Linked DNA regions of Mus musculus: regions 1 and 2 are each linked to region 3. The links are chromatin loops, found by intact Hi-C in ENCODE. Cell type or tissue: heart. All regions are shown on one strand. Links, peaks and the distances in the headings refer to the core of each region. The heading gives the core; the rest is flanking DNA.

Region 1 (2,500 bases), core at 1-2,500, 470 kb before region 3:
CTACAGCTAGCTCCTCTTATCACAACACAGCACATTCTTATCTCTTCTCAGTAAAAACTACCAACTGGGTAAAAATATTTCTAACTGAATTCTCATTTAACATGTGAAACCGGCTCTTTTTCCTCCAGCCTGTGCAGTTTTTTCTTTTTTCTTTTCGGTTACAGGATGTTGTCCCCTTTCTTTTAAAAAAGATCTTTGAGGCATATAAGTTCTGAACTCAGAATTTATTTTCCTTTCTCGAATTAGCTGTAGCTAGAGTGCACTGAGTCATTTCACATGCCAGAGAGTGTGTTTGCTTTCCTCGGCGCCAGGTTGCCCTTTAGCATGCAGAAAGTTAAGAAGAAGGCAGTTTCACAACCCTCCCCTCTTAGCACCTGTCTGCAGTCTCACACCTGAAAATCAGCCTTGTCCTAAAGTGCTCATATGCTGGCCGGAAGTCCAATGGTCACCTCCATTTAAATGGCCTCTCTTCAGGTGCAGTTTTCCAATCTCCCACTAGTTGGGGCTCTACACAAAGAAAAGAAAAGAAAAAAGGAAATAAAGGGGCTCCACAGAATTATTTACTAAGCAAACACTACGCAGGAAGACTTTATTTTCCGTGTTCTTGAAAATACGACTGGTCATTTTATTTTGGTTCTAACACATCGACCACAGGTTTGTTTTGGGTTTTGGTTTTTGTCCCCCCCTCTAACTGCCCCCCCCTCCGTGGGTCAGTTTTATTTGCTCTTCATACCTTGATTTGAAAAGTCTGAACCAAGGTTACTACTGCTTTTGACATCGTTTAGAGGCAGTCAGCTCTCTCAGTGCGTAGTTGCTCTAAACTAGGAACGTGGAAAGTGCATAGACTGAACATTTAGCACACAAACTACAGCTCCACCTTCTCAGTAAGATTATTCTCTGCTCTGCTCTTAAACCCGCAGCACCAAATGCAGCTGATATTTTCTCTCTGTCTCTGTCTGTCTCTCTATGTCCCCGTGGGGCCCCCTCCTCTCTCTCTCTCTGTTTAGTCAGGATGAAAGATCCCCGTGGATAGTCACAAATAATCAAGATCCTCCCGTGCGGTCCACTGGCGCTCAGTTTTAGCTTTGTTTGTCCGGTCTTTCTCCACCTCCCCGGAGATCCTTTGGCAAATCAGATAAACAATGCCTTTTTTGCTTAAGGCAGAAAGAACAGTTGAATACAATGGGAGGCCAGACTTGGCTGAAATGCTGGCTGCAGGTGCTCTCAGCATTGTGGTCATTTAAACCAGATGCTGGGGAGTCGAAGCACCTGCTTCCCCTCTCTGTGTACACTTGAGAGACTGTGCTCCTGCGTAGGACAGGTCAGCGCATGGCTAAAACGAGTGGTGCCCCACAGCAGCATCGTTCTGGTTCATAAGACAGTTGGTACTAGGAAGAGCTTCGTACAGAGCCTGTTTAATCCTCAAACATATGTAGTTTAATTCAATATTCTTCTCTCTCCATTTCCAGACATACCATCACTATTCTGTATACACAGACAGACAGACAGACAGACAGACAGACAGACAGACACACACACACACACACACACACACACACACACACACACACACCTCTGCAACAGAGTCTACTTAAAGTAGACACTCAGATACAACGTTATTTTTCTCTGGTTTATATTATCTAGCAGGAAAGACTGACTAGGAACAAGAGGGTGATGATTTTTATGGTTCTGATAAAAATGAGACAGATGCCGAAAGCCTTGCATAGCTCAGATTTTATGAACATCTCTACAGCCATCATAAATCTATGGACAATCCACAATGAACATTAAATTGTGTACCTTGAATGTTGAGCATTAAATAAGAGATCAGGGTGACACTGCTTGTGTGTGTGTGTGTGTGTGTGACTAGACTAGATTCAAAGCTATAAGAGACTAGTTTGGTATTTTTGTACTAAAATTATTCTAAAGCACAATATTGCAAATCTAAATATGAATACATTAACTTCAGGGATATGTGAAAGTATTCAGAGTGTTTGTGGTATAGCTGTATGAGTCAGGCCTTGCCCTGATGTTAATATTTTAATTTCAATTTAAATATTTCTTTTCATCATAAATTCATTTTGGAACAGAGTCAGTTCTTCACAGTGATGCAGAGGGATTTTTTTTTTTCTTTCTTGTATTTATGAACCATGTTCTTCAAAGTTCATCGAGAAAGCTTTTGTCTTGAGAGCTGAGGTCCTTTCTGGAGGTTTCTGTGCAAACACACCAGTACTAGGGCTGAGGTCGGATGCCTGGAGGAGAGTCAAATAGAGGCCTTTTCAAGATCTCTAGTCCACCCTTCCCAAGAGAAACTTGTTTCTCATCTGTAAACCTCTCCTGGTCAGGCTGTGCGAAGAAATACTTTAATTTTTTTCCCCATAGCTCTTAATACACGGATATGGATTCTTTTCTGTGTATATGGTGGTAGAAATGGAATCCAGAGCCTTGTGCATGATTAAGCATATACTATACCACAGACCCACACTGTTAGCTTGTGACT
Region 2 (2,500 bases), core at 1-2,500, 200 kb after region 3:
CCAACACAACCTTGTAAGGTGTAAGGTCTGATAGGTGACAGCTTTCTATTTTGTGGTGGTAAATACTACACACACTTCTATTTTCAACAGTGTGAACATTTTAAAGTGTGTTACATTTAACATAAGTACCACCAATCAATTTTTTAAAATGACCTTGTTCTTACTATTTTAATCAAATTCTCAGAAAGGAGAGGTGAAACTATCATGATAAAAGAGAAAGACATACCAGTAACTGACAGCATGGATGTGTGTGTGCATGTGTGCTGTGACATGTACGTGGTGGTCACAGGGATTAACCTCTGGCTAACAGGCTTAGATGGCAAGTGCTTTTCCTTGCTGGATCACCTCATCTCCCAATACTGTTTCTTACAACCAAGAAATTCTTAGTGAAACTGTTGAAAGAGTTTCCTTTACAATTCCTTTTAAGATGACATATTAATGACTGAGGCTTCAAGGTTACTGCAGATCGTCTTATACATAGATACAAGCAATGGCACTCATTCTATTTCTAAAATTGAACTTAATGGGATCAATAAAAATTGCCTACTTGGTAGATAGAAATTTTCTGTAACGAAGAGAGGGTTCCAAAGTTTTAGCTCTGCTTCAGTTTCTTCACACTGTTTGTGACTTTTCTCTATTAGAAGAAAGGGGATTGAGGGCTGGGAGCCACAGAATGGGAGGGATAGTATACACGTGTACAAACTGAATTTCAAATAAGAAGCAACGACAGGCTAAGAAAACCAAAGAAATGAACCAACAGCCCATGAAAGAGAACAGGCTCTGCCGAGAGGCTCCACTGTCTCTGCTCAAATCCCTGGCTTCCTAATCACCAGGTGGATGAAGCCATGAGTATCAGGGCCTAGAGTATCTCTTAATGATCTCATCTGTATAGAAAATATGAACACATAAGGGAATAAACACATGTAGAATAGTTAAGACAGTACCTGGCCTTAAAAAATACAAAATAAATGTTAGCAATTACTGTTATTCATGTATAATTTGCTTCCCTTACAAACTTTTCCCCACAGGAAGGAATTTAACTCTAAACCATCTGAGATTACTAAATACATTAAAAACCTGCTGTGTTGGACTGCCCCCTGCAGGCCTCAATTTACCCACTTATTTTACAAGGAACAGAGAATATAAGATTCAGATATGTTTTAAAACGACACTAAAATCATTATTCAATCCCTCCTAGCAGTAAGACACTGTCTATAACAGCTATCAAGATGCAAAGGAAGTCAGTTCTTTTCCTCAGCAATCGACTAAATCCAGAAAATCGACACACACTTCAACAGAATGAACTGGGGGAGATAATAAAAACCACTGCCTGCATTACAAGGACAAGGGAAAGCTGAAGATACGAAGGCCCAGGTTCAGTCGTGCAGCAGGTAACCAGCTGGACACTGAGCAAGTCATTTTTTAGGTCAAAATCAGTGTTAAGATGTCAGACTCCTAGTTTCTGTCATGGCAAAGGAGAAATACCTAAGATAAGAGCAAAGAATTAACCTATATACAGCACAGGTGAAAGATTGGGAAAGATTAGCCAGAAGAGATGGTAAGGTGAGGTTAAAGGCCCTGTGAGAGAAGTTAACCAGGTAAGAAAATAGAACAGTCCAGTATTTTTATTTTAAAGATTTATTTATTTATTTTATGCCTGAGCTGTACAGATGGTTGTGAGCCTTCATGTGGTTGCTGGGAATTGAACTCAGGACCTCTGCTCTCTCCGGCCCTGCTCACTCTGGCCCAAAGATTTATTTATTATTATATGCAAGTACACTGTAGCTGTCTTCAGACACATCAGAAGAGGGAGTCTCATTAAGGATGGTTGTGAGCCACCATGTGGTTGCTGGGATTTGAACTCAGAGCCATCAGAAGAGCAGTCAGTGCTCTTAACTCCAGCCCCCCAAACAGTCCAGTTTTAAACAATACCATGTGATTTAGATGCTAGATAGCTAATATATAATATCAAAATTATCACCAAAACAAACATCCATATGCCAGCTGTGTGTGGTGGGACACGGACTTGGTCCCAGTACTGAACAAGGCTGAGGCAGGAGAGATCAAAGGCAACCCTGGCTACAGAGCAAACCAGTCTCAAAAACAAAATAAAAAGCTATCGTTTGGAGGGAAAGAAACACAGCAGGCAGTTAGTTCTACAGGAACCATGACAAGTTCTGTGAGGAGGAAGGGGTAAGATGCAAATGGAAAGCTGAGACTTAAGGCAGGTTGTTCTGGGACATTAGAATGAGTGAGTCAAAGAAAGTGAACAAAACTTACTCCAGAGTCCCGAGTCTGCGGACTTGCAGGGAAAGAAAGAGGAAACGGAAGCACAGGCTTACGCTGCTTGTGGTAGACACTACAAATACAGCAGCGCACACACAGCCTCGTGTCATGAACAACTCATCACACGTATTCCACTCGCCAGAAATACAGAAAGCCTGACAAACATTAATTTGCAACAATAGTATGATCTAAGGTAACTCAACTTGCCCAGTGC
Region 3 (8,451 bases), core at 2,524-5,023:
CGACAAATTCTGTTTTTTATTCAGTCTTCTGAAGGAGTCTCCAGAGGGAACAGCTGACTTTGGCACCCCGGTCAGGTGCTAGCTGTTTAATCTTAGATAACTAAATCTCATTTCTTTTCCTATAAAATAGGTATAGCAAACCTCCCTTTTGGGCTGTTTTAGGATGAAATATGTGCACCTAACATACATAGTTACTCTACAAATGAATTTGTCATTAGTTCATGAAGGATTTTGAGGACCACCTACAGGTAACTATGGATGCCAAGATAAATAGACCCAAGTTTTTTCTCCTTATGTCTCTTGCCCAAACACAGAACAGAGCAGTGCAGGTAGCAACATAGCTAGAAAAAGGGATACAATTCAAATAGAAAGTAACATGATGAAAGACTCTGAAGTCTGAACATGATGGTTTGTGTGGGAGAATGTGACCACAAGTGGTTGACCCCCCCTGTAATGCGATGTGAGCAAACAGAGCTAGCGAGAACCTGCCCAAGAGCACACTCATCTCCCATTTTCTCTTCAGTCCTCATCTCTTACATACAAGTTAAAGAGCCCTTATCTGGAAGAAGCAACACTTTGGGTTTAGGAAACATTGAACGCCTAGTTGGAGTTAGGTAAAATCTAAACACAGTATCTTTTCTTTTCTCCCTCCCCCGCCCCCATGCCTCCCTAGGACAGAGTTTAAAGGCCTAAGCCACCACAACTGGCTTAAACATGGTATTCTTTTCTCTTTCGTAAATGGCTGAAAACACTGAAGATAGCCTTATATAATCTTTGTAGTTTGGTTACCTTCTTACCACAACTTACCACACATTATCAGGTAGGGTTCGGAATTTCCACTCATTATCACTAAAGTTTTAGATTTTAAAATCTAAAAGGATTACAGATTTTGTACTTAGAGATCCAAATACTCAACCTTATTCCTTCACTTGTCCTTCTCTTTTCCTCTCTTTGATGTGGCAAGCCCACTCTCACCCACCTGGGGCTTTGCTCTGGCTTCCCTGGGCCTAGATATTCTTCCTGTTTATCAACTTAGCTCACTGTCTCATGTCTTTGCTGAAAATGTCATATTTGCAATAAAGCCAATCCCGATTAGACTATCTAAAATCACCCTACCTATACCTGATACAATGCACTAATTTATTCAGTTTTTTTTTTTTTGTTTGCCAACAACCCCTTCCTTTCCACACTCATATAAGTTTGAGAACAAAGGTCAATTTTGCTCCTTCAGGTATCCAGTGCGCCTATAATAGCAGCTGGTACTCACTAGCATAGAACAGATGAATGGAGGCCGGGATGTAGTCAGGGCAGGAAGTAGAGAAAAGTAAAGCTAGAGAGAGCTAAAGAGGATTTGAATGCTGGGGCAAAGAGCTTAGGTTTTTATCTGGTAAGTAATGGGAAGCTTTAAAGGCAAGTGTCATGTTCAGATGTGCTTCTTAGATCAACCACTCAAGGAACGGCACTGGAGAGAAAGGTAATGGCAGAGCCTTGCTCTGAAGATGCTGCTGTAGCCAGAGAGGAGGCAAAGCAAGGAGCAGTGGGAAAAGAAGGGAAGAGACACATCCGTAGCATTGTAATAAGTTAAACTAGGCATGTCTTGATGGCTGCCACTGGGGAAGGAGAAAAGAACTCCCAGGACAATTCCCAGAGTTGCCCAATAGGGTAACTGGGAGGTTAAACTAAGTGACAGCTAGAATGGGGGGGTGGGGGTGGGGGTAGTCAGAGAGGTGATGGGTGTGTATATAAAGTGATATGTATGTTCATATATACATGTGTGTATCTATTTATAGTTAGAGAGATATAGAGAAATATATCTCTCTAAACATGTGGAAGACAAAATTTGGGACTCAGATCTCTCTCCCCCTCCCCCTCCTTCCAGAGATCCAACTTGGGGAGGGCACTATGCATGCTAATCAGTATAAGGACTCTAAAACGGGGGGGGGGGGGGGGAGCTACATCCCCAGCCCAGAGGTTGCATTTCTACCAAGCAGAAATTATACTAGTTTTAAAGAGAAAACAACTTTCATTTCCAGTCTCCACCTATGCTTGGTCCCCAAACCAGGGACCAAAACACAGCTGTTTTAAGTTAAAATTTTATATATCTGTTCTATGTGATTTTTTCCCCAGATAGCAAAAAAAAAAAAAGAATTTTTGTATGTAATTAGTTCTTATTCTAGATTGTATTTTATGATAGACATTCAGCTAACTACCCAGAGAAAATAATAGCGTTTCCCCCTAAAAGTCACCATGTTTAGTTGTGAAATAACTAGTAGTATAAGCCTAACTCTGTCATTTGGTAAAAGTGCATGGGAGAAGTTAAGAAAATTCAAAGGCACTATTATATATTCAAAACAAATTTGAGGAACTACTTTCAAAAGGACATGTAGTTAGCCAGTAGAAGTTACTTATCACAACACATGATTGAAGCAAATTGCTTTATGAGCTTTGCTTTCTCCTTAATCAAACTTCTACATGAAAATAAAAGAAAGGCCACTAGCACAGTCAGGTAAAACTCCATAGGAGGAGAGTAAACCCAATTGTAATAATAATCCATTGAGCGTTTATTTTGTACCAGAAACTATACTAGGTAATTGTCCACACTTTGTAAAGTTGGTTTCCTATTACTCTTTAGGAACACAAACAAAACAAAAACAAAGGACTCAGTTTAGAACCTGTTAAATGCCACCAAGTGGTGGAGACATCTTTTGAAAGAAGGCAAAGCAATTTTCTTTCTAAAACCCAATCTTCCTGTTACAACTTCCCTGGCTTGTTAAAGATGAAGGTGCTGCATAAGAAAAGAAAATGGACAAGGGAGGAAGGCAATTTGATGCTATGTGCCAGAACTTCACAGGTAAAATGTACAAAACGTTAACTAAGCTCTGTATAATAAACAACATGACCTGGACTATTGACTTCCAAGAGATGAGATTTCTTGGGCCATGGGGAGCATCTTAGAGGGTCAGCTGCACACAGATAATAGGTAAGCGCTGCGGAGTACGTGGGCAAACATTTTGGATTGCTTCTGAGTCACCCGCTGATCCCAGAGCTAGCAGAGACTATTCTTTGGATTTTTGCCTTACTAATGCCAAGCAAGTCACCCACGTGGGCTAACAAGAGGCCCTTTAACTTCAGTTAACCCAGCAAACTACATGGCAGGTTTTCCTTCTCATAAACAAAGGATTATATCAGGGTTTGAAGGATGGAGCTTCTACTTGTTTGAGACTTTTGCTTGCTATGCCCTGGCGGTGGGTGTCACTTCCCAGGACATTTCACGGACACAAAAGCTCAGACAGCTGTGCTCTTGTAAGGCGAGCAATCCGGTTTCCCCGCCAAGAACCGCTCCCCCACGCAACCTCCCTACTCCTCCCACGCTACCCCCAGCCATGAACGGGTTCGACTCGTTTCTCCTCCGACGTCTTCCTCTTGCACTGGTTGCCTCAAAAAAAAAAAATCTAAAAGAGCCAAAACAAAAAGTTATCATTCGTGCGTGAACCTCCAGCGCAGAAAGTGAAAGTGAGTGCCAGGTATGTGCAGTGCTCCGCGGACTGCGCGAGCGGCGGGAAGGGGCGGGGCGCGAGCGAGCGGAGTGCTGGTCACGTGGCTAGAGGCTGTCCAATCCTGGAGGTCCCAGGTTGGGACCCGACCGGGTCCTCCAGAGCCTTGCTCGCCGGTTGTAGGCGAGTTAGCCCGGCTGGTACTATGAGAATCAGAGCACAGAGTGGGTTGCAGCCCGGTGCGCTCCAGCCACCCCCCCAAAGTCCCCTCACATATTCACACGTCCACTGCTGGATGAGCCACCTTCCATCAGCTGCGGGAGCCGCTTGCACACGTGTGGCCAATGGACCCAGGAACGATGGGATTTCTAGCTCTGTTCTGCAGGCCAAAGAGGGAATCAGGACTGTGTGCCTCCTTCCATTAAAGCGAATGTGCACAATGATAACTGGAGGGAATCTGAAGTTTTGGGTTTCCAGAGCAAAATCCAATAAGTTCCGACGTTGCTGTTGCCATTTTTCCTATTTTGACAGACGCCAGAGGGGAGCTGAGTTACTGAAATACAGGGCAGGTAGCAGGATGCAACGTCAGTTCTTAGTAATATTTAAAGTGATATTTAGGTTTTTGGGTGGGGAGCATTCCACGATGCGAACTTGTGAAAGTCGGTTCTTTCCTTCCACTGTGTGGGAATGAACCCTGGTCTTCGGACTTGGCAGCAAGCGCCTTTACACACTGAGCCACCTCTCCAGCCTCTATAGAAAAATTTTTAAGTGACTGGACGTTTTTCCTCATAAAAATCTTAATACTTCATTCGGTGCTGTAATCTAAAAGAACCAAATTCCTCACTTGAGGTTAGATTTTTCCATAATCTCAAAGACTCCTGGGAACTGTGGCGTTGGCGTTTTTTAATCCCTAATATCTACCACAAAACAAAAGCTAGCTTTTCTTAGCTAAATAACAATGGGAAAACTGGTTTCAGCCACCTCTGAGCAGACAAACCCCCACCCCCAAAGCCCTCGTCACTCTCCAACCTGCCCTTAGGTATGTTTGTGTAATCAGAGACGGATTGTAGCTGCCTTGACGTTTCTCCCGAGAAAGCTTAGTTTGCATTCACCGAAGTTGCTTGTTTTGGGAGTTTGTTGAGGCACAGAAAACGTGCCACAGGGAAGACTGAAGGTTCTGCAGCCGGAGGTCGTCGGGAGCTGCCCGGGCTGCTCAGGTGTGCCGCTTAGGACTGCGAAGAGCCGTGGAACAGTGCAAGGTCTTTAAAACGTTACTCTTGCTACCTTAAGAAATGGGGTTTCAAAGAATGGAGCCGGGGTGGTGTTTAAATTAGGATATCAGTGTGGGGAAAGATTTCCAGTGTTGGGGACAGTAAACCAGAGGGGACCTCCTGTTGCTTCATTCCTCCGACGGCATTCATTATTTAAAAATTTAAAACGGGATGGAAGGGAAGACCTTAGATCTTTCCCTTCAGTCTGTGGATGGAAGGGAAGACCTTAGATCTTTCCCTTCAGTCTGTTCAAAGAAAACGTCGAATTTCGTGTCACCCGTTGGTTGATTAAACGCAGAATCGGATACACCTTATTTTGAAATGTAAACTTAATATAATGTCGGAAATTCTAAAAGGCCTGCCCCAACTGAACAGGGGCAATTACGTTTACTCTTCTTCGGTAGCGCAAAAACAGCACCCAAAGTTTTAGATGCTGGGAGAGGGACATGGGAGACAGAGAGCAGAGCGACTCTGGGGATGGGGATCAGGGGTGTCACACGTCCCAGATGCCACCATTAGGACACGGAGACTCGGTGGGAGGCTAGGGAGACAAGGTAAGACCCAGAGGAGGGAGAGTCCAGACTGGTTCAAATTGAAAAAGGAATTCGCAGCTAGCGGCTTGCAATTAGACTACGCAGTGCACGATTGCGCAAATTATTTTAAAGGCGGGAGGGGGGGCGGTGAGGCGGGGGAGGGGTGGACAGCTGTTCTGCAGGAACACTGGTGCTGCCAGACCCTCGAGTAGGTGAGAGGGAGCAGACACACCCTTTGTGCGTCTTCTTTGAACTGGAGCCCTTTCTTTAAAGTCACCAAAGAAGGAGTGAGTGGGTTTAGGATGACCCAGAGATTGCTTTCGTTCGGAGATAAAGAGAACCAAGGGTGCTGACAGAGACCCTAAGGATACCAGAGGGATCTTTCTGTGTCGCGTCCCTCCAGGCTCAGGGAGGAATGGGTTGTGCAGACAAACTTTCCGAGAACTCCTGGCCTGGCCCGGAGTTCCCGCTGTCACTGGCTAGGGTGCTGCCTGCCACTTCCTAAGTGCAGAGCAGATTCTGCCGCGTGGATGGCTGCTGGGCTTGCAATCTAGTGTAATTGGTGAGCAAGCCAGGCAGTCTAAACCAGAGTCGGGGCTACTCGAGCTTTCCAGCCTTCGCACCTTCGCTAACCGCTAGCACCGCAATCGCGCTGAACTTAGGGGCGCAGAGCTGGAGGGGTGGCCCGGAGGGCAGCGCCTGGAGCTGCCAAGCTACCTTTTCCGATTTTTGAAATCCGGAGAGATGAGTCCTACTCAGGATGACACTTTTAAGTTCCTGGTTACGTCTCACCTTACTCGCACCTTTTTAGGTTCTCGGTTCCTGGCAAGCATAGAGGTTAGGCACAGGCAGAGGAGGGCTTGGGCAGGTGCCAGCTCTGAGTACCTACCCAGCGTGGTCACGTTCACTATGGGATCAATGAACCATGCGCTGCCTCTTTCACAAGCAGCCTGGGCGTTTTCTGCGAGGATTTACTTTTTTTTTTTTTTCCTTTCTTTTTAAAAGGAACCTTCAAGGATTACTATTTAAAGTTTTAAATGTTTTGATTCAACAGACACTTGTAAACAGAACAAAAGGGAAAGGCCTGACTTGAAACTGCTTTGCTTTGAAACTATTCTGCTTTGCTGAATAAAACAGCAGAGGAGGAATAATTGAGGGGGAAAAAAAAAACATTGGTTAAGTGAGTATTCAGCTGTAAATAAAGTAACAGGAAAGACCCAGTAAATAGGAAAAATAATAAAATAAACAGTAGATACACGACACAGACCGTTGGGAAGCTCTGTTCCCACTGAAAGCCTCTTTCTCCCAGGGAGGATATTTGTGGGGGAAAATTATTTGGTTATTTTCACAGTATTACAGCTCCCTTTGAATTAAACTTTTTTTTTTTTCATCAACTAGACTTAGTTCTTTAATTAGGAAGCACAATTGAGTTTCTAACAGATGTTGTCAGCCGCAAACTCTGATCCAAAATAATAGTGTAATTAGTTTGGGGGGGGGGGACATCTTTAGTTTATAAGGCCTGAAATTAAAATATGATGTTTTTAAACATTGTGGTACAAAGCCACCGGGAACATTTGTTCCAGAGTCTAGTAGTGGCACCACTTCCTGGTTCTGCCTTGGAAAAGTTTGCAGTAGGATGCTTAGGGCCCTTCTTATTCTAGACCTCTCTACATTTCCTTCAGCTCTTGGGAAATTCAATTTTAAAAAATGTTTCTGACTGAAAAAAAGTGAAATCCCTAAAACACAGCATGTTCCCAGTTGGTTAAGTTTGGTTTTTTAGTTGTTTTTTGTTTGTTTGTTTTATCATAAACTGACTGTCCTAGAGATGGCTAAGCAGGGTTTTTTGTTTTTGTTTTTGGCTAACTATAGTTTTTTTTTAAATATACATAATGTGAATTAATGTTAGCAAACTTTTTGTACCTTGAAATATAAACATAAATACAGATTTTTCTCTAATAGCTGTCTGAAAAATGAAATGTTTGCTAGCTTTTCTCTGTGGTAAAACTAGCAATCTGGCCTATCTGATTTGAATATAAGTATACGACATCAGGATAAACTAAACAGGACATTCTCCTGCATCTAGTTTTTGCTCTTACAGCTTGATGTTCTTCTAGACTCTATGCTGCACGGTACAGATTTGTCTTTATAAATTATCCATTTCGTACACATTACAAGGTGCAGGAAGTCAAGCTATTCTCTACAGTACTTAGCAAATCCACTGGCGAAAATTCTTATGGCTTAAACGGTGTTTTTAATACATGCCATGTTTCAAAAAGCATTTAGCAAAAATCAGTTTCTGTGTAAAAATAGCCTATCACCCTTTTGTGGATCTCAGTGCCTGTTTTCAATGTTTTTAAATGTTAAAGGCCAAGAGGACATTCATTACATTGTGCTGTCTGTGTCTTCTTCAGAACCCCTCTCCATTGGAGCCTTTTGGGTCCTCCTTATTTTCTAGTAACAATGCCTCTTAGGGACAGGTAGAGTTAAAATTACCCACTTTGGCAGACAGAAACTAGAATCCTTTGTTTCTGACACAAAGTAAACATTATTTTAACCAAATAGGCTATCTCCTGCCTTAGAGTCACACACTAGGTTTTGATTTGTCTTCTTTGGGTTACAAGAAAACAAACTTCTGCTCCAAACATAGCTGCTTGTTTTCAGACTGAGATTTCTTTAACTCTATGAGAATACTGTTCACTGACAGCTGATAGAGGTCTGAGCCTTAGAATCTTCCTAAGTGGGAAATCTAATATAAATGACACAGGGAGCAAAGACAAGGAACTTAGCACTCAAAAAATAAGTCCCATTGATAAATGTAAAGGTCATTGATAAATGAAAGCCGTTCACAAACAAGTTCCTTCATGCAGAATGAATGCTAGACCAGGGTTAAATGTGTCCTAAGTTATTTCTGTTTGTTTCCTCTTCAGTCTTATTATACCAATGTAATTTGATGTAGGTTTAATTGATAAAATGATTTCGGTCAGTTATAAACAAATGTTATTGGTCTGTCTCCTGGCACTTTGGTGTTGATCTATATATAGGAATAGCTCCGGGTAGCTCCCCTTGAAGGTTGCAGGTGATGATGTTAAAGTTCTCTGGGTTCTGCTGCCAGTGACTCCTCAGCCCTTCTAACACGGAAGTAGATCAGAGAGG

The links. Peaks named below come from ENCODE experiments on the same cell type or tissue, not always from the same donor. Only the 100,000 strongest peaks of a DNase experiment are listed, where the experiment ranks them.
Region 1: it touches region 3 in a loop (3-fold over the local background); 8 of 42 quality-filtered maps call a loop at or near these places.
Region 2: it touches region 3 in a loop (1.8-fold over the local background); 2 of 42 quality-filtered maps call a loop at or near these places.

The regions. Positions count from the first base shown.
Region 1 is chr10:44,998,999-45,001,498 of GRCm38, reverse strand. No RefSeq gene overlaps it. Among named protein-coding and RNA genes, the nearest start is that of Gm40639, 24 kb to the left of the region's middle. In heart, for the core only: a CTCF peak has its summit at 489; a DNase peak (open chromatin) is centred at 1,238; H3K4me3 peaks cover 831 bases; H3K27ac peaks cover 924 bases.
Region 2 is chr10:44,327,135-44,329,634 of GRCm38, reverse strand. The region is part of intron 6 of Atg5 (autophagy related 5); the gene reads right to left. Among named protein-coding and RNA genes, the nearest start is that of Mir1929, 31 kb to the left of the region's middle. In heart, for the core only: a CTCF peak has its summit at 1,100 (motif pointing left); no DNase peak of the experiment used is centred there.
Region 3 is chr10:44,524,668-44,533,118 of GRCm38, reverse strand. It overlaps a transcript of Prdm1 not described here. Among named protein-coding and RNA genes, the nearest start is that of Gm35154, 70 kb to the left of the region's middle. In heart, for the core only: no CTCF peak of the experiment used is centred there; a DNase peak (open chromatin) is centred at 3,608; H3K4me3 peaks cover 1,395 bases; H3K27ac peaks cover 577 bases; H3K27me3 peaks cover 748 bases.